4 separate regions of the Homo sapiens genome follow, and regions 1, 2 and 3 are each linked to region 4. The links are chromatin contacts, found by Hi-C or POLR2A ChIA-PET in ENCODE. All regions are on one chromosome and are shown on one strand. The core of a region is the stretch at or near the end of the contact, and the rest is flanking DNA. Distances in the headings are between cores, read along the strand shown.

Region 1 (4,930 bases), core at 846-3,345, 4.3 Mb before region 4:
AAAGAGATATCCACACTTCCATGTTTACTGCAGCACGTTTCACAATAGCCAAGATTTGGAAGCAATCTAAGAGTCCATCAACAGATATATGGATAAAGAAAATGTGGTATGTATACACAATGGAGTACTGTTCAGTCATAAAATATAATGAGATCCTGTCATTCACAACAACATGAATGGAACTGGAGGTCATTATGTTAGGTGAAATAAGCCAGGCACAGAAACACAAACATTGTATGGTCTCACTCATTTGTAGAAGCTAAAAATTAAAACAATTGAACTCATGGAGTTAGATAATAGAAAGATGGTTACCAGAGGCTGGGAAGAGTAATAGGGAGGGTCTGTGTGTGGGGGAGAAGATGGGATGGTTAATGGGTACAAAAGTGGAGTGAATTAGATCTAGTATTTGATAGTACAACAGGGTGACTATAGTCAATAATTTAATTGTACATTAAAAATAAGAGTATAATTGCATAGTTTGTATTACAGATGATCAATGCTTGAGGTGATAGATGCCCCACTTACCCTGATGTGATTATTACACATTGTATACCTGTATCACAATATTCCATATACCCATAAATATACCTACTATGTGCCCACAAAAATTAAAAATATACTAAAAAAAGAAAAACAAAATGATGCAAAGGAAAATAAAAAATAAGAATAAAAATAATGGGTCAGGCACGGTGGCTCACACCTGTAATCCCAGCACTTTGGGAGGCCGAGGTGGGTGGATCACCTTAGGTCAGGAGTTCAAGACCAGCCTGACCAATATGGTAAAACCCTGTCTCTACTAAAAATACAAAAATTAGCTGGGAGTGGTGGTGGGCACCTGTAATCCCAGCTACTTGGGAGGCTGAGGCAGGAGAATTGCTTGAACCTGGGAGGCAGAGGTTGCAGTGAGCCAAGATTGTGCCATTGCACTCCAGCCTGGGTGACACGGCGAGACTCCCTCTCAAAAACAAAACAAAACAAAACAAGGCATAAAATTAATGGCAAAACAATTAATGTCAAAAACAGTAATTACTTTTGCACCGATCAAACAGTTTGTTGAATAAGTTTATTCCTGTTCTGAATAACAAGAACTCCTCCATTGTTTGGTCCATTGATCCAGTGAGACAGAAGGAGAAACTGAGTCCCTAAAAGAGGGAATGAAAATTGGCAAGAACCTCATAAAGCTGTTGACAGTTCTACTCTCATCATGTCCATTCCTGCTTAAACCCTCAGTGCTCATCCATCTCCTGTCGGGTACCAACAGGCCTCCATGTTGCTGAGAAATTATAGCTACTTTTTACCATGTACCTTCCATGTGCCAGAGATACTTCATGCTTTGAATATATCTTCATTAATCCCTCCTATAACGGCGGAAGTCAGTTGCATATATGTATGTAGGTGTATATGTATGTATACACACAGAGTAACAGGAACCGTGGCCAGCACTCCCTGGGCTCTTTTCTCAGCTGCTCCAAACTTAGTTTAGTTCCTGACAACACTTATTCTAGGACAAAGAATAATTCTGAAGGCCTATACATTTCTGGTTGAACATCCTAAACAGCCTGCCCCTCTCACCTCTGGAGGACTTTTGGACCTGGGAGTCTCCAGAATTGCAGACCTCCCCGACACTGGGCTCCCTACCCTCCTGGCTAGGCTGTAGTCCTGGCTATCCCAGCCACACCCAGCCGTCATCCTAGGTCAGGTGCCAGCATGGGGGCAGCCGGGCCCCTTCCCCTTCTGGGTAACTCCACAGTCACGTCCACAACCCAGCCTCCTCCCAGGTAGGGGGCAGCCGGGCCCCTTCCCCTTCTGGGTAACTCGGCAGTCAGGTCCACACCCCAGCCTCCTCCCAAGCAGGGGGCCAGCACCGGAAGCGCAGCTGGTCTTGGGTTGAGGGATCCCTGGTGGGAGAAGGGGCAAATGGGACCGGCTCAAGGATGGAGACTGGAAGGGGCTCTGCAACCCTGGGGCAGGGGAGAGAGGTCCCCTAGGAGGGCAGGGGTCCCTTGATCTAGTGGGGTTCACTCACCTTTACAGGGGACTCAACGCTGGTAGCCAGCTCCCTATTTCACTTTCAGTTTCCGCTCAGAAGCAAGTCTGAGAGGAAAGGGGAGGGAGGAGGAGGAGCCGTGGGAGGAGTGAGGGAGGAGCAGTGGGAGGAGCAGAGCCTTGAAAGGGTGTGTGGAGAAATGCGGCTGAGAAGAGAAGTCAGAGTTGAGCTGGGGGAGGCTTCAGAGGCTCTGCATGCCCAGGAGGCTTCTCTGAGACTGGGAAGGAGTGGAAACTCAGTAGCCCGTGGTCCTGGTTGCGCGCTCCCTCCCATGTCTTCATTATCTGATTTGGTAAAATATCTACAAGACGGGGGAGTCCGGGCTGCTTTCTTTGACACTGGTCATCACTCCACACCTAGACGCTATGTCCATGTCTGGAAGATGCTTTTAAGGAAGTTTTGATGCAGAGAAGAGTGGCCGGTGCTCTTCCTCGCGTGCCACCATCTGCTTACTTCCAGAAGCTAATTATTTTCATGTGACTGATGTGACTAATATTTTTTAACGCCTGCAGGTGAGTGATTTATTTCGCATGACCCCAAGGTGAGTGTCCCACCAGTGAGTGGTGAGAAGGAAATTGACATTTGACAACCAACTGTGTTCTTGTCACTGAGCTAGGGACATTCTCAGGTTATATTATTTTTATTTTTAATCGTAAAAATATAGAACATAAAATTTACCAAAGTAATTTTTTTAATTTTCAATCTTGTGTGTCTATAGTAGGTGTATATATTTGTGGGGTACATGAAATATTTTGATACAGGTAGAGCATACAATCCGTAATAATCATATCAGGGTAAGTGGGGTATCTATCCATCACCTCAAGCACTTATCATTTGTGTTATATACAATCCAGTTATATGCTTTTAGTTATTTTAAAATGATAAATTATCATTGACTGTATTCACCTTGTTATGCTATAAAATACTAGATCTTATTCATTCTCTCTCATGTATTTTTGAACCCATTAATCATTCCCCACTACCCTTCCCAGCCTTTGGTAACCATCATCCTCTCTATCTTCATGAGTTGGATTGTTTTAATTTTTAACTCCCACAAATAAGTGAGAACATAACAATTTGTTTGTTTGCCTGTGTTTGGTTTATTTTACTTAACATAATAATCCCCAATTCCATCCATCTTGTAGCAAATGAAAGGTTCTCCTTCTTTTTATGGCTGAATAGTGCTCCATTGTGTATGTGTACCACACTTTCCTTATCCATTTATCTGTTGATGGACACTTACGTTGCTTCCAAATCTTGGCTATTGTGAATAGTGCTGCGATAAACATGGGAGTGCAGATATCTCTTTGATATACTGATTTCCTTTCTCTTGGATATATACCTAACAGTATTTCTTCTGGGTATATACCTAGCAGTATCCAGTAGGATTGCTAGATTACATGGTAGCTCTATTTTCAGGTTTTTTTTTTTTTTTGAGGAACCTTCAAATTGTTTGCCATAGTGTTTGTACTAATTTCCATTCCCATTGACAGTGTATGAGGGTTCCCTTTTCTACATATCCTTGCCAGCATTTGTTATTGCCTTTCTTTTGGTTAAAAGACATTTTAACTGAGGTGAGATAATATCTCGTAGTTTTGATTTGCATTTCTCTGATGATCAGTGGTGTTGAACACATTTTCATATATCCATTTGCCACTTGTATGTCTTCTTCTGAGGAATGTCTATTCAGATCGTTTGTCCATTTTTGAATCAGATTATTATATTTTTTTCCTATAGAGTTGTTTGAGTTCTTTGTATATTCTGGTTATTAATCCCTTGTCAGATGGATAGTTTGCAAATATTTACTCCAATTCTGTGGGTTATCTCTCTACTTCATTGTTTCCTTTGCTGTGCAGAAGCTTTTTAACTTGATGTGATCTCATTTGTCCAGTTTTGCTTTGGTTGCCTGTGCTTATGGAATATTTGAAAGAAATTTTTGCCCAGTCCAATGTCCTGGAGAGTTTCCCCAATATTTTCTTGTAGTAGTTTCATAGTTTGAGGCCTTAGATTTTTTTTTAAATTATACTTTAAGTTCTAGGGTACATGTGCACAACATGCAGGTTTGTTACATATGTATACACGTGCCATGTTGGTGTGCTGCACCCATTAACTCATTTACATTGGATATATCTCCTGATGCTATCCCTCCCCCCTCCCCCCACCCCAGGACAGGCCTCAGTGTGTGATGTTCCCCTTCCTGTGTCCATGTGTTCTCATTGTTCAATTCCCACCTATGAGTGAGAACATGCGGTGTTTGGTTTTCTTGTCCTTGCAATAGTTTTCTGAGAATGATGGTTTCCACTTTCATCCATGTCCCTACAAAGGACATGAGCTCATCCTTTTTTATGGCTGCATAGCATTCCATGGTGTATATGTGCCACATTTTCTTCATCCAGTCTATCATTGTTGGACATTTGGGTTGGTTCCAAGTCTTTGCTATTGTGAATAGTGCCACAATAAACATATGTGTGCATGTGTCTTTATATCAGTATGATTTATAATCTTTTGGATATATACCCAGTAATGGGATGGCTGGGTCAAATGGTATTTCTAGTTCTAGATCCTTGAGGAATCACCATACTGTCTTCCACAATGGATGAACTCGTTGACAGTCCCACCAACAGTGTAAAAGTGCTCCTGTTTCTCCATATCCTGTCTATCACCCATTGTTTCCTGACTTTTTAATGATCGCCATTCTAACTGCTGTGAGATAGTATCTCATTGTGGTTTTGATTTGCATTTCTCTGATGGCCAGTGATGATGAGCATTTTTCCATGTGTCTGTTGGCTGCATAAATATCTTCTTTTGAGAAGTGTCTGTTCATATCCTTTGCCCACTTTTTGATGGGGTTGTTTTTTTCTTGTAAATTTGTTTGAGATCTTT
Region 2 (4,979 bases), core at 1,953-4,452, 4.1 Mb before region 4:
GCCAACTTGGGGCCGGGGTTAGACTGGAGTGGCCAGCTTCCATCTCTCACCTTGTACTCCCAGGCAACATCCTCCATTGGCACAACACTGTGGGCCTCATGCTCTGGGGACTGGCTGCAGGCCTCACACATTATCAAGACATCCTCTTTGCAGAACATCTTCAGCTTTTCCCCATGGCGCTCACACAGGTCACCCTTCAGCCCCATTCCTGGATGTAGCCTTAGCAGACGGACTTTTTCTACAACATTGGCCAGCTGCCAATTAGGCCGCAGGTTCCTTGGCTGGACAGGAGCTCGACAGAGGGGACAGGTGTAACCCCAGTTCTGGGATTCTCCTGGGATCTCCCAGAGTCCAGAGAGACAGCTGTGGCAGAAGCTGTGGCCACAGTCAATGCTCATGGGCTCCCTCAGGAAGGTCATACAGATGGGACAGGCCACTTCTTCCACAATGGCTTCCACCAAGGCTGTGGGATCCATGGTTCCTTCTCACACCCTCCTCAGAACATGAATGAAACCAGGGAGAAGTAGTAAAGGCTGAGAAGAAGAAAAGAAAGACAAATAAGAGAAAAAGGTAACAGAGGAACAGAGAGATCAGTAACAGGAATAATTAATTTCTGGGGGAAAACCACCTTCCTTTTGACCCTTTACTGACCTTCTTTAATAAGCATTGGCCTTTCCAACTGAAGGGTGCATGGTCTGAACGGGCCACATTACTCATACCATGAAGGGGATAATGGGGATGCCTAAGTGAGTGAATATTGGGAGTCCTCGGTTTTCATTCACTTGGTCAACTCTGATTTTCCTCTGGGTTTGCTCTACTTGACCATTACCACTCCAATCATGCTCTACAAATCAGCATTATTTCTCTTAAACTTGGGTAAGTTCACATAAAATGTGGTATTTCAGTATCTGAAGTAAGGCCATAAATACCTCCAGCCTCACTCTCTGGTATGTTTATATTTACATTAATATAATTCAAAGTGTCAAAAGGTAGTATGCCAGAAGCCCATTGCCTACAAGCTCAATTTGTTTTCTTGTGTTGCACACTAAAATGCAAAAACTGTAAAGGAAACAGCAGTTCTTTTCCTGTGCCTTTTAAACCCCTGCCCACTGCTCCAGCACTAATGTACTTATTATTCACCAAGATGTCAAGGTAGTCTTCTGAGCTTTTAGTGATATGCTAGAAGCAGAGATGAAATAACATCCCTTGGAGATTAAAACAAAGATCATTTGATGATCATCACACCCATATTGATGAAATCACTACACCAGCAAGAAATCTGAGATTTTTGCCAGGGCCACATATGGGCATGGAACTTGGTCAATGGCAGGCTCTTGGCTCAGTTGGCAATATTTATTCATTCACTTTGCTAGTTTGTGTTACCAGCTAGAATCTATACAAGGAAGGGACATGTTGATCCTAGTTCCTGTTGTATCCTCAGCACCTAAACAGCACCTGCAATGCAGATATTGCTGAGTAAATATTTGTTGAATGAATTAACCAGCTAGACATAGGAAATAGTTCCTAAACCCAAAATCCTTTTAGCATTTGTGAGGTAAATTGAGAGCATACATTAATAATAAAAGCAAGCACTCTTTGAGCAGTTCTATGATGTGCCAGGCACTGTTCTGAGCACTTTACATGAATTAAGTTGGTTTATTTCACAACCCTAGGCAGAGGCCATTATTGTTCTCATTTTACAGATGTTTGGCTTGGGGCTCTGCCATCTATCTTGGGCAAATTTCTTAACCTCTTTAGCTTTAAGGTATAATACAAATTCAAGAGGAGAGAAAAATCACTGTGGTTTAGCGCAGTCCAGTAGCAGGAAGCAGGAAGCAGAGCAGTAAATCTTGCAGGACTCTGATATGCCATTGGCAGGGCATGCCTTCTCACTAGACTCCCTGCCTCCTGCTTTTCTTCCTCCCACTATCACTACCAAACTGTGGGATCCAGTATCCTAAAACCTCATTTTGGTAAATCACTAACTTACTAAATAATCTATCCTGGCTCCCGGTTAACAAGATCTCTCCTTGAAACAGCACCTGTGCCCAGCTAGGCAAAGGAATAAACTTCCACACACTCCCGCAAACCCCTCGTCCATTCAATCTACCTGACTTGGGTGCCTGCTATTCTCCCAGCTGAAAATGACTTCTACATGATCCTGCCTTTGACGTCATTTGCCATGTATTCGTCTATTGTCTTACTTCCCATACTAGAACTTTTTCATGTGGATAGGGTCATTGTCTGTTTTGTCCATTTCTATTTCCCCAGTGCCAAGAACAGTGCCTCAAATACTTGTTGAATACGTGAAAACTAAATGTAAATGTTGAGTTCCAACCGATAGTAGATTGAAAGTGGAGGATGTGTTAATATCCTTAGCTAAGTCAGTAGAGACATTAAGAGACACCATCTAAAGTCAATAAAACAATAAATGGAAGTTGATACCCATTATTTAAAGCTACAAATGGAAGACCTAAAATAGCGATGGAAAATTGACAAGATTGTGGCAGTAAGAAAGTAAGGCAAAGAAATATCAAAATGATAAATCCAGAAATACAGTGGAACGCATATTATTTTGATTTAGGGTGCTAAAAACATCTAAATGGGGACAAACTAAAAGTGGCAGCCTCTGCAAAGATCTGGGGATGGGTAGTTACTGCTCTTCAAAATAAGACCTGCTTTAATGTTTGACTTTTTATTATACATGAATTACTTTGAGAAAATTCAAATAATTAAACGTTCGGTTGCTTTGACTGTGCCTTCCGTAGGGTACAGCGAGAGTCTGAGAAGGGCATTTGAGAAGGGGGCGGGGCCTGGAAGACTTCCAGTTAGGACCCCAGCGGGAAGGGAGTCGAGGGGCGGGCGGTAACCTCCGGAGTCAGGGAGCAGCTCCTGGCCTGGCCACAGGGCGTTGGGCAGGTCCCCAGGACAGCGGGCGGGTGGGGGTAAAGTGAGCGTGCGGGATCTGACTTCAGAAAAGGCAGAGTTATCTACCCACCTCCCTCCTCGGCCCGGACTGGCGCTTCGCGGCGGAAACTCAAAGTGAAGAAGCCTGGTTCCGCAGCGTCCAATGGCCCAGCGTCAGAAGCTGCCGTTCCCGGCAGCTCAGCACTTAGGGCCAGAGAGCGGCAGAGGCCCAGAACCCAAAGCCCGGCAGCGCAGGCCCAGTAGCCCGCAGCTCCCAGAATACTACACCCGGCTCTAGGCCCCGCTCGCGGGACGGCAGCCAATGAGCGGCCGGCTGGGCCCAGGTTGGCTTCGCCCAGGGGGCGGTGTGTTTGTGGGGGCAGCCAATCACAGGCAGGGACCAGGGTACCCCTAGCCAATTGGTGATGAGACGGGGGTTTCGGCGCTTCTAGGCATGTCAATGTTTTTTCTCTACTTCCTGGGTTTTTCTGGTCCCTTCACCGACTCAGATTCCCTTAAACTGTAGAGGGTTCTAGGAGTTAGTTCTAGGATAGGTCAAAGGATTGAGGCTCCCAAATGATGCCGCTCAGGCACTGCATTAAGAGAGGCTCAGGTGGCTATTCATTTGCCAGTTTGACTTGTTAAACTCAGAAGCCTGAGATTGGCCAAGTCTGGTTCTGTGACCCATCTTAGCAAAGGGTTGGGCGCACATATGGTGTGGACTCTGCTGTTCCTGGCAAGATTCGCGACCTCTCATGGTTCCAGGCTTTAAATACTGGGTTCTTAAACAAAACAAAACAAAACAAAACAAAACCCTCTCTTTTTTCGTTTTTACTTCAGCAACCAGCTTGTCATCACTATTGCCACAATCCACTTTTAGAGTGAAAAACAGACAACAGAGACCGGGAGTTGATGGAGAAATGGAAACCCTGGTCAAAAATTGTCATTAAAAAAGGAAAAAAAAATTAAACAACTGGTATCCCTTCCTCACCCAAACACATAGACACATGCACGCACACACAAAAACTGTTACTTAAGACAGTGATATGGGTTTTTCTTTGTACTCCCAGGGCCTTGTCCTTCTCTTGACACTTAGGTTTTAATAAGCAAGTGAAGGCACCTCCTATCCGCATAGAAAATAACCAGGAAATCTTCCAATTGAAGCTCGGTTCCAAATTATATAATATCTTAATTGTTAGGACAGATACTCCAGAATGCTCATGCCAGTGTCTGAGCCCCGGCCATGGTTAAAATTCTGAAGGGTGAGGCCCAGAAATTTCCTGCAACAAATAGGTCTATGAGAAAAAACAAAAGTATCTTAGGTCTGAGCTGTACCCTCTGTCTCACCCAGTTTTGGAGAAATGGCTGCTCTAATAGAATAATGAATGGATTAATTGAAATAAGCCATTTTAAACATTTATTTAACATCAATTTTCTTGACAATATTTTACTGGGTGCTGGGATTACAACTATGGGACATATAGTCTCTGCCTTTAAGGAGCTGAAGGTCAAGTTGGTTGTACTGCTCTGGAATCTCTGTGAAGTTAAAACAGTTAATGGGGAGATCATTTTCATGTGTAAGGTGCAATTTGTAACTATGACGGACTGTCAAGAACCCTGGCAATCAGGGTAGCTGGGGGTGGGGGCTTGCGTTCATGTGGGGAAGGCTGGAGAGAGGGCTTTTGAAGACAGACCAGTTTACTTCCAAGGCATAGAAGCTTTCCTTTACAGATGTCTTCAGAATGTTTTGTTTGTTTCTTTATTTGTTTGCTGTGAGACAGGTGTGTCCAGGTGAGGCTCTGTCGTGGACAAATTCCACAGCTGTAGCTGCAGACCCCAACCCTCTGCCCTGAATCCAGGATAGACCAGGACAACAAGATGAGTGGCTAACTGTAGGATGGTGTCCATCTGTGCTCTAGGGGAGGAGTAGCATCAAAGGAGAAGCAAGAACTGAGAACTGTTTGGGGCACTGAAGAAGTAGGACTAAGGAAGAGTTAGGGGGTTAGTACAAATCTGAGGCCTGGTTTTCTGGAAAGAGACCAGAGACTGACCTTATTGCATGTCATACAACA
Region 3 (5,250 bases), core at 1,419-3,918, 3.1 Mb before region 4:
TACTTGGGAGGCTGAGGAAGGAGAATGGCGTGAACCCGGCAGGCGGAGCTTGTAGTGAGCCGAGATCACGCCACTGCACTCCAGCCTGGGCGACAGAGCGAGACTACCTCTCAAAAAAAAAAAAAAGAAAAAAAGAAAAATTAGCTGGACGTGGTGGCGCATGCCTGTAATCCCAGCTACTCAGGAGGCTGAGGTAGGAGAATCGAACCTGGGAGGCGGAGGTTGCGGTGAGCCAAGATCATGCCATTGCACTCCAGTCTGGGCGACAAGAACGAAACTCCATCTCAAAAAAACAAACAAACAAATAAAAAAAACCGGAAAAAACTCAAGTGAACAAAATGAATGATGAAAAATTGAATGTCATCCACACAGAACTGATGGGCTAAGGTAATATACACATCTCAACACATGCTTTAACAAATCTGTCTGATGCTTTACTATTGTAAATGAAAGAGTATCTGAGAAAACTCTCAATCAATTTAGGAAGTTTATTTTGCCAAGGTTAAGGATGCACCCATGACAGCCTCAGGAGGTCCTGACAACATGTACCCAAGGTGGTCAGGGCACAGCTTGGTTTTATACATTTGAGGGAGATGTGAGACATCAATCAATATATGTCCGCAAAGGCGGGACAGCTGAGTCCGGAAGGGGGTTTCCAGGTCATAGGTAGATAAAAGACAAACAGGTTGCATTAAGCAATAGGGCAAAGGAAGTAACCAGATATTCATTTATCTCACCTGAGCAAAGGGGTGACTTTGAGTTCTGTCTGGAGCTTTTTTTTTTTTTTTTTTTTTATCTTAGTAGCTGTCTTTTTTTGGAATAGAATGGGAGCCAGGTTTGCCCTAACCAGTTCTCAACCTGACTTTTCCCTTTGGCTTAGTGATTTTTGGGTCCCGAGATTTTCTTCCCTTTTACACTATCTAAATGTATTAGTTACCAATATTGAAATAAGGAAAAGAAATCTGAAAGTATTAGGTTGGTACAAAAGTAATTGCGGTTCTTGCTATTATAATACTTTTATTTATTTTGTTTATTTTTATTTTTTTATTTTTTGAGACAGAGTCTTGCTCTGACACCCAGGCTGGAGTGCAGTGGTGCGATCTCGGCTCACTGCAACCTCCGCCTCCCGGGTTCAAGCAATTCTCCTGCCTCAGCCTCCTGAGTAGCTGGGATTACAGGCGCATGCCACCATGCCCGGCTAATTTTTTTTTTTTTTTTTTGTAATTTTAGTAGAGACGGGGGTTTCACCATGTTAGCCAGGGTGGTCTCGAACTCCTGACCTTGTGATCCGCCCGCCTCAACCTCCCAAAGTTCTGGGATTACAGGTGTGAGCCACCACAGTTGGCTTTATAATACTTTTAATTTCAAAAGCCGCAATTACTTTTGCACTAACCTGATAGTAATTGACTCCCTTAAAAGTAGTCAAAGCATATTCCCAAGGTATTGGATGTGGATACATTTTTGTGGGAAAGTTGTTAAACTTCCAACAAGTTTATAATTGTCCTTGATCACCATGCATGAGTCAGATGGAGAGGGCAAAAATGAAAATTGTACCTTGTCAGGTGGTTTCCAAAGGTGGCACCTTTTATTATGTAATGTGCTCTACAGGAGGTAGACTAGGATTGTTTTGATGCATACAGCACAGAAAATGAATCTATCAACTTATATTCCTCATGAAAATGGAGCATGCTGTTTGTGGAGGCACAATGTGGGGTCATCCTGTGACCAAACGAGTGGCAACTCTTGTTCAAGTTTCCTCCTCGTTCGGTTTGATTTCAAGGTTACCTCAGTTTCAAAGCAGCCCTTTCTGTCCAGGGCACAAAACTCCTGATTTACTACTTACAACTAGTGGTTCTCAGCCTCAGATTCGCGTAAAAATTACCTGGAAGACTTTTCATTTTTAAATAATGTTACTGATATATATGTTATATGCAATAATATGCACCCATTTACTGTGCACAGTTTGATGAGTTTTGAAAAAGTTTTACCCCTTTTAAAGATTTAGAGCATTTCCAACACTCCCAAAAGTTCCCCAGGTCCTTTGTAGCCAACTTTTCTCAGCACCATCCACCTCTCCGCCACCCATCCTCCATCTCCTAGCGGGTGACATGGTACTTTGGTAGGTAGCACACAAGTGGATCGTTGGAGCTGAAGGATAATTCAAATTGGTAAACTGATTCGAGGGACCATGTGCAACCATGAAAGTGGTAGGAGAAGGGGAGTTGGGTGTTTAGCTGGCCTGGGAGGCAGGGAAGGTTAAAACAGGGCTTTTCAAACACAGCACTATTGATGTTTTGGAATGGATCATTCTTTGCTGTGGGAACTGTCCCATACATTGTAGAATGCTTAGCGGCATCTGTGACCTGTACCCACTAAGATGCCAGTAGCATTCCCCTAGTTAACAACCAAATATCTCTTCAGACATTGCCAAATGTGCCATCTAGTGCAAATCCTCCATTCTGCCCTCGAGAATCACTGGATTAAGAGCATTACCTTCTGTCCAGAGGCTCTAAAGGACTACACAGCTCATTTCACCTAGACGCTCCTTCCCCTTTTCTCTTCCTGACAGCCCCAAAAATTTCACTTTCATTTCTCAGGCAGTTCCTCCTCAGGAGGGAGGGACTTCTTCACACAGAGGAACCTCATTTGTTGAATGAATCCTGACCACACCCACCCTGGCTTTTCTTCACCTCTTCAACCAGGAGCCGAGATTTCTGTTGCTCTGAAGGTGTGTGGGGAGGTTTGTGGGGGGTAGAGGGTATGAGACTCCAGGAGAAAAGTTCTCAGTGAAGTTAGGGGAATTTGATTTATGGCCCCAAGTCTCCCCTGCTCTGTCGGGAGCAAAGGCTAGCTTGCAGGCTTCCTGCTTTGAGTGCACACTGATAGCAGCCTAGAGTCTGGGGAGGGACAGCCTTGAAAGCAGTGTTAAAGAGGCAGAAGGCCGCCTTTGTTTTCTGGGGTGTCTTTTTTTCCTCCAGGCTGAATCTATTTCCATTCCCTTCCTATTGTATAATTTTGATTTTCTACCTTGCAAAGGAAACAATTCTCTCTCTCTCTTTCTCTCTCTCAAAGAGATGAACAGAAGATCTCTTATTTTCCACCTCCTACTCCCTCCTCAAAAGAGAAGTTGGTGAAAGGAGGTCTCTGTTTTCCAAGTGTGTGCAGGGCTTAGCTCCTAGTATGTGGCGTCAGATAGAATGGAGCCATGGGAGCACGGCCAGGGGTTGAAGTGGGTTCTTTTGCTGCCCTCCTGGCAACCACTAAGGGGCTTTCTGTGGCCATCCTCACGTATTCTTAGTCCTTGGCCTCCCTGACAATAGCAGGTTGAGTGATGTGACTGCCGCACACCGCTCTGTTCCCTCTGTTCCTATGTCTTTCTGCAGGTCTCAGGGCTCTCCTTGCACATCCCTGAACATACCTGTTTACTTTTACTTCAGTAACCCATGTGCTACCAGCGTCTTCACCTGTCTCAGAACTTGCTCCTCATCATTCTTCCTCTTAGACACACCTTGGCATTGATTTGTAACCTCAATTTGTTATTGCTTTTCTTTGCTCACAATTACTTAACAGAAGTTGTTCATTGTGGGCTCAGAAGGAGCCCACGGATTTAATCTTCTTGTTAAGAATTTGATATAGAGTATGTCCTATCTTAAGCTCACTTGTGAGCAATTTGCACCTTGATTGATATGTTACAGATATTCTGACACATGCCATTCTGGCCTCTGCTCTCACCCTTCAGAGTTCACTGTAACTGCCATCCTGTGTCTCTGCCTTACTCCTGGGTAGAATCCATGTCTGCCTACATACTGACTGTCTCCCAGAGGCGTCTAGTCAGGCACAAGACCCAACATATGGGATAAAATTGATTATAAAGCAGGCTGCTAATGTAAAAACGTGCAATTAGCATCCATTTAACATTCAATAAATATGAAATATACGTGGAAGCCTACATCCAAATAGAAAGTGATCATAGACCATATCGATGAATGTTAGAGTACACAAGAAGATGACTAATACTATGGAGTAACATCTTCAAGAAGTTACATTAGGGTAATGACTCTGTAAAGACCTCATGAAGGCCTTGCAACTTTAAATAGTTTTTATGAAAGTTTTAAATAGTTTTCATTGTAAGAACACATTTGAGTAGAATCTTAAGAATGCGAGGAAATTAAAGGCTTTAATGGTTTTTCCCACGGGCTTAAAAGGAGAACAGTGTGGAAGATTAAGATGGGAGTGTGCCTGGAGAGGCATAAAAGGTGAGTTCTTACCAGGCGCGGTGGTTCACGCTTGTAATCCCAGCACTTAGGGAGGACAAGGCAGGAAGATCACCAGAGATCAGGAGTTCAAGACCAGCCTGGCCAATGTGGTGAAACTGTGTCTCTACTAAAAAAATGCAAAAATTAGCCGGGTGTGGTGGCGGATGCCTGTAGTCCCAGCTACTCGGGAGGCTGAGGCAGGAGAATCAGTTGAACCCAGGAGGTGGAGGTTGCAGTGAGCCAAGATCTCGCCATTGTACTCCAGCCTGGGGGAAAAGAGCAAGACTCTGTCTCAAAAAAAAAAAAAAATATGGTGAGCTCTGAGGATTGAGGCAGTGGGAAGGCATGTGTGATGTGGACCTAACTGGACCATTATGAAGTCTGGCCTCGCTCTGGGTGGCATGGGTTTGAACAGGAGAGTGACATGATTGACATCTGCTTTAAGGTGATCACTCTGTCTACTGATGTAAGAACAGAGATGAGAGCAGAGTGAAGAAGGACAGTGATGGGTGGGCACAGTAGCTCACACCTGTAATCCCAGCACTGTGGGAGGCCAAGGCGGGTGGATCACCTGAGGTGGATCATGAGTTTGAGACCAGCCTGGCCAACATGGTGAAACTCTCTCTACTAAAAATACAAAAATTAGCTGGGCGTTGTGGCAGGCACCTGTAATCCCAGCTACTCGGGAGGCTGAGGCAAGAGAAGCGCTTGAACCCAGCAAGCAGAGGTTGCAGTGAGCCGAGATCATGCCACCACACTCCAACCTGGGTAACAAGAGCAAAACTCCGTCTCAAAAAAAAAGGAAGGGCAATGATAGTATCAGCAAGACTAGTGGAAGAACAATTTCCTGAATTCAGGTGGTTTCTACCAGAGTGGTGGCAGTTGAGGTGGTTGGAAACTAATTTGAAAAAAAACTCTTTCAGCATATTCTCACGAAGTAACAGACAGAAAAAGACATTAGGGATTGCTTAATGAAAATGATTCTATGTTAAAA
Region 4 (4,659 bases), core at 2,160-4,659:
ACACAGAACCCAACGGGTAGTGCTGGGTCCACTCTGGGAGGCCTTCTGTTCAGCCGCGTGACCTGAGGGACAGAACGTAGCTCCTCTATAACCAAGGAACCTGGCAAACTATCCAAGAGGAGTGTCTTAGCACCCAGAACCCTACCTCAACCCCTTGCAGTGGTGGTCCTTATTGTAGGCCCCAGCTCTAATACCACTGATGGTTCCCTTTCATTCCCAAGGCCCTGCCCAGCTTACCTCCATTGACAGATCATCTTCCCAAGGTTAGGTTCCAGGTAACCCAGCTCATTTCTTGTGCACTTACTGGCCAGTTTTGATGTCAAATAGACGACGATGTCTTCTTTGATCTCCCCTCCTATTCTCAAGACCCCTCTTCCTGCTGGTCACATGCAGTATGTGATTAAGGTTGATGGAGGGATGAAGACCATAATGCTGTAAGGTCAGAGAGGGACTGGTCACTGAGGTAAAAGCAGGGGATCTGGAGAGAGAAGACTAAAGGCTAGGCCCAGGCTCTGTACCTGACCACCTATGCAGCGTCTGACAAGTCACCCAATTCTTCTGTGCTTCAGTTTTCACACACGTAAAATGAGGCTGGTAGTGCTGTACCTTCAGGCAGATGTATTTTGTAAATTGCCAAGTGCTCTGAAAATGTTGGTTGTTATCCTTGTGGACTGAAGTGTTCTGGGAAGAAGCAGAATATAAAGTTGGCCTTAAAGGTTGAGGAAGATTCAGGACATGTGGTCAGGAAGAGGATGGGCACTCCGGGATGGGAAACAGCATGAGCAAAGGCAAAAATGCAAATGGGATATACCAGGCACGGCTGCAGTAGAAAGCTTGTGTAAGGGAGAGGCTGGGGTAAGGCTGGAAAGGCAAGTGGGCTATATTCTGTTGGTCATAAGGAGCTACCGAACTTTTTGATCAAGTAAAAGAATGAAAGTCATGTTTTCGGAATACTAACGTGGTGGAGGTGTGAAGGATACAGAAATTGGAGGAGGGTTAGAATGCAGGCAGAGTGAACAAAGGAAGGTGTTGTAAACTCCAGTTAAGAGATATGATGGGGGCCTGAATGAAGGCAGGGCACTAAGGCTTAAACAGAGGAAGCACATTGGGGAGATACAGAAACAAAAGGATAGGGTGACAGTGTAGTAGAAGAAGAGAAGGCTTGGGGACAATTTTCATTATCTAGGTGGACAATGGTGCCACTCACCAAGACAGAGAATAAAGGAGAAGGCACCAGTGAGCAGTGCAGATTGAGTTCTTTGGATATGTTTACTTTGTCTGTAGAATGTCCAAGGAATACTAACCAGTAATTAAGTGACCATATGGGTGTGGAGCTCAGCAATAAGGATGTGAATTGAAGCCACCCAAGAAGACCATGTACTGTGAAAAGATAAGGACAAGGACAGAAGGCTGAGGAACATCAACATTCAAATGGTGGACAACGCTGGATGGAAGAACCTGAAAAGAAGACTGAAAAGTGACCAAAGAGTAGGAGGAAGGCAAGACTTTTTCTAGAAAAAGACGCCAACAGATTAAAGTACAACAGAAAGAACAAGTGATATGAAGAATAGGAAGAGTCCAATTTGGCAATTCGTTCATTAATGACATTAGTAAGAGCAATTTCACTGAAGTCACAGGCTGTGAGCTAGACCGCAGTGAACAATGGATGGGAAGGTGCAAATGGGCAGGATTTGTAGACTACTCTTTTGGGGAGCTTGGCTGTAAGGGCAAGGACATGGGAGAATTTTGGAATTTTTTTTTTTTTTTTTGAGACGGAGTCTCGTTCTGTCGCCCAGGCTGCAGTGCAGTGGCGCGATCTCGGTTCACTACAAGCTCCGCCTCCCGGGTTCACGCCATTCTCCTGCCTCAGCCTCCCGAGTAGCTGGGACTACAGGCGCCCACCACCACGCCCATCTAATTTTTTGTATTTTTAGTAGAGACGGGGTTTCACCGTGTTAGCCAGGATGGTCTCGATCTCCTGACCTCGTGATCCGCCCGCCTCGGCCTTCCAAAGTGCTGGGATTACAGAAGTAAGCCACCACGCCCGGCCAGAATTTTGGATATTTTAGCTAAAATATATTTTAGCTGAAGGGGGCAAGACAAAGAAAAATAAATAAATACACGCTCACACATACACACAGAGAATAACTGAGGGGATGGGATTTTAAAAATTTATTTCATTTTTCCCATGGGATCTATTAATAGACTAGCGAGGGGATGGGATCTTGAACACTGGTTGAAGGAACCGACTTAAGAGCGAAGACATGCTGCTATTAGCGAAGACAGGGAGGTGAGGGTAAGTTCATTTATTCACTCAACAATCACTAGTTGAGTGTGGATTAAAAAAAACAGTCCTTGACCACATAAGGAATTAGGTCTAGTAGGGAAGACAAACGTAGGTCAATAAATTACATAAGGGTTATACTAGATTGTGTGGTGGTACAGGTGGGGAAGCGAGCAACTGTCTGCATTGTGTCCAGGAAAGGGTCACAGGCGTGTTATGTAGATTCTGGAGAAAATTCAAAAATAGCATTTATTTTTACTTATTTACTTTTGTATGTGGAGACGAGGGTCTCACTATGTTGCCCAGGCTGGTGTTGAACTACTCGCCTCAAGAAATCCTCCCGCCTCGACCTCCCAAAGTGTTGGGACTACAGGTGTGAGCCACCGCGCCTGGCCTAAATGTGGCATTTAGAAAAAGTATTTACAACATCTGCATTAAAAGGACCATAAAGCAACCAGGCATCTAAGTCCCTGAAGCAATTTAAGTTGCTCAAACTTGAGAGGACAACCAAATGATAGCAAAAGGGCAAAAGAGAAAGGAAGCTGCAGTGCCCACTCAGAAGTGTGAGAGCGGGAGAAGGCATTTCGGGAGCCGCCCGAGCTTCAGGAAACCGAGCGAGACACCAGGTGGGCACACTGAGGATTAAAGAGGGCCTCGCGGTTCCGCACTGCGGCCGGGAGACAAACCAGTAGCCACTATCACCAGCCCCGGGCAGACCACTAAGAACTGTGGAGGTGCGCGGGGCGGCTCAGGGCTGGCGCATTTGGTGAGGAGCTCAGACAACGAGGCCCTTAGGGTCGGCTTAGGCGGTTCCCTGACCAAGGCGCCAGAAAAGGGCCTGGCTCAAGCAAGCACGGGCGGCGTGCAGTACAGCACACCTAGCCCCGATTCTTCAACAGTTCTCGCCCTCCGAGCCTAGCACAACGAGCCTCACCGAAACCGTACACCGCCACCAGGACACTCCGTGATGGGGGATCACCACCCTCAGAAAGAGGAAGCGACTAGCAGGCGCGCAATCCCGCGAGACCAGGAGGCCCCGCCCGAAGCCCGGCCTCTGTGACCGGAAGTGAGGCGTTTTGCCCCGCCCCCGTGGCCGATACCTCGCGAGACTTGGCGAAGGCCTTCCTTTTTCGTCTGGGCTGCCAACATGGTAGGTGTTTCGTTTCTTGCCTCCTCTTCCTTGCCGGCGGAGACCCCTAAGCTGTATTCCCATTGCCCCTAGTCATCCACTCCCTACCATGGTCGGGGCTTCCAGGCTGCGCATGGCCGCCTGCGGGGCAGGGTGGCCGGCGCGGGCCCGGGGCGGGGCTCCCGGAGCCGTGTGTTAGGCCCGCGGTTCGGATCTCTAGGACACGCGGGCCCCTGCGCTACCGTGGTGAGACCTCACGGCCCTGAGCGGATCGGTACCCTCAGCTTTCCCAAACGCTCCAGAAGTTAGGTCTTTGACCCACAGGCTTACAGGACCATCTCGGCTGGCGGGCATCGCCCCCTGCCCCTAATTCCTTAGGCCTTACCACCAAGCTTTTTCCACACAGCCATCCAGACTGAGGAAGACCCGGAAACTTAGGGGCCACGTGAGCCACGGCCACGGCCGCATAGGTAAGTGCCGGCTTCCCCTCGGGGTGGGCCTTGGGCTCTCTTCGGGTGCTTAGCTAGTCTGGAGATCGGTAGCCTATAAGTGGGTTAGAATAAGACCTTTTTGTGGTCAAGTTGCACAGCTGTTGATTTTTTTCTGACGATCCTCTAGTATTCCAGTTCTAAGGAATTTCACATCAGTGGGGTAATAGGAATTGAGCAGGCACGGTATTGGGTTAGTTGAAGACATGGAGTACTGTGGGAATGCTGTGATGTGGAACCTGAAAAGATGTTTCACCCGGAATCCTAAAGTAATCGCATTGCTGAAAACCGGCATCGGTAGGGTGGGAACAGCGTAAGCGGGACACAGAAGTCTGGGAAACACTCTGCTTTTGTGCGAGGAAGTATTGAGATGCATGAGAAGGCTGTGTGGTGCATGTAGCTTTTTTGTGTGTGTGTGAGACTGATCACTGTCGCCCAGGCTGGAGTGCAGTGGCGAAATCTCGGCTCACTGCAACCCCTGCCTGCCGGGCTCAAGCGATTCTCCTGCCTCAGCCTCCCGAGTAGCTGATATTACAGGTGTGCGCCACGACGCCCGGCTAATTCTTTTTCTATTTTTAGTAGAGTCGGGGGTTTCTCCGTGTTGGCCAGGCTGGTCTCGAACTCCTGACCTCAGGTGATCTACCCCCCCTCGTCCTCCTAAAATGCTGGGATTACAGGCATGAGCCATCACACCGGCCCCACGTAGCTTTGTATTCCTGCAGGCAAGCACCGGAAGCACCCCGGCGGCCGCGGTAATG

The links. Hi-C counts contacts between places; a loop is a spot of excess contacts on that map. ChIA-PET counts read pairs that join two places held with the same protein, here RNA polymerase II (POLR2A). Pooled maps may share reads with other maps.
Region 1: a loop to region 4 is called in a map of naive thymus-derived CD4-positive, alpha-beta T cell, with 17 times the contacts of the local background. The contact joins the promoter of TRIM21 here to the promoter of RPL27A in region 4. A Hi-C loop is called at or near these places in 3 of 168 maps with a recorded cell type or tissue (CD4-positive, alpha-beta memory T cell and naive thymus-derived CD4-positive, alpha-beta T cell) and 6 of 50 pooled maps. POLR2A ChIA-PET finds 5 or more read pairs at or near these places in 1 of 52 experiments (CD4-positive, alpha-beta T cell).
Region 2: a map of CD8-positive, alpha-beta T cell shows a loop between it and region 4 (12-fold over the local background). The contact joins the promoter of TRIM68 here to the promoter of RPL27A in region 4. A Hi-C loop is called at or near these places in 2 of 168 maps with a recorded cell type or tissue (CD8-positive, alpha-beta T cell and tibial artery) and 7 of 50 pooled maps.
Region 3: a pooled map shows a loop between it and region 4 (9-fold over the local background). The contact joins the promoter of TRIM34 here to the promoter of RPL27A in region 4. A Hi-C loop is called at or near these places in 2 of 37 single-sample maps with no recorded cell type and 5 of 50 pooled maps.

What each region holds. Positions count from the first base shown.
Region 1 is chr11:4,391,607-4,396,536 of GRCh38, forward strand. It overlaps TRIM21 (tripartite motif containing 21), which reads right to left and starts at 2,096. Exons shown (of 7, transcript NM_003141.4): 1 at 2,027-2,096. RefSeq lists enhancers at 1,987-2,196, 2,217-2,276.
Region 2 is chr11:4,605,029-4,610,007 of GRCh38, forward strand. TRIM68 (tripartite motif containing 68) reads right to left here and starts at 3,203. Exons shown (of 7, transcript NM_018073.8): 1 at 2,999-3,203; 2 at 51-533. The coding sequence starts at 476. RefSeq lists silencers at 2,768-2,847, 3,158-3,367.
Region 3 is chr11:5,622,333-5,627,582 of GRCh38, forward strand. TRIM34 (tripartite motif containing 34) reads left to right here and starts at 2,669. Exons shown (of 8, transcript NM_021616.6): 1 at 2,669-2,728. The region is part of intron 7 of TRIM6-TRIM34 (TRIM6-TRIM34 readthrough); the gene reads left to right. It also overlaps a transcript of TRIM5 not described here. RefSeq lists enhancers at 2,278-2,357, 2,448-2,717, 3,088-3,187.
Region 4 is chr11:8,679,383-8,684,041 of GRCh38, forward strand. RPL27A (ribosomal protein L27a) reads left to right here and starts at 3,410. Exons shown (of 5, transcript NM_000990.5): 1 at 3,410-3,434; 2 at 3,820-3,883; 3 at 4,624-4,659. The coding sequence starts at 3,432. It overlaps TRIM66 (tripartite motif containing 66), which reads right to left and starts at 3,283. Exons shown (of 25, transcript NM_001388022.1): 1 at 3,219-3,283; 2 at 519-681; 3 at 238-432. RefSeq lists enhancers at 2,840-4,039, 2,903-2,972, 3,173-3,362, 3,689-4,331 and a silencer at 3,483-3,682.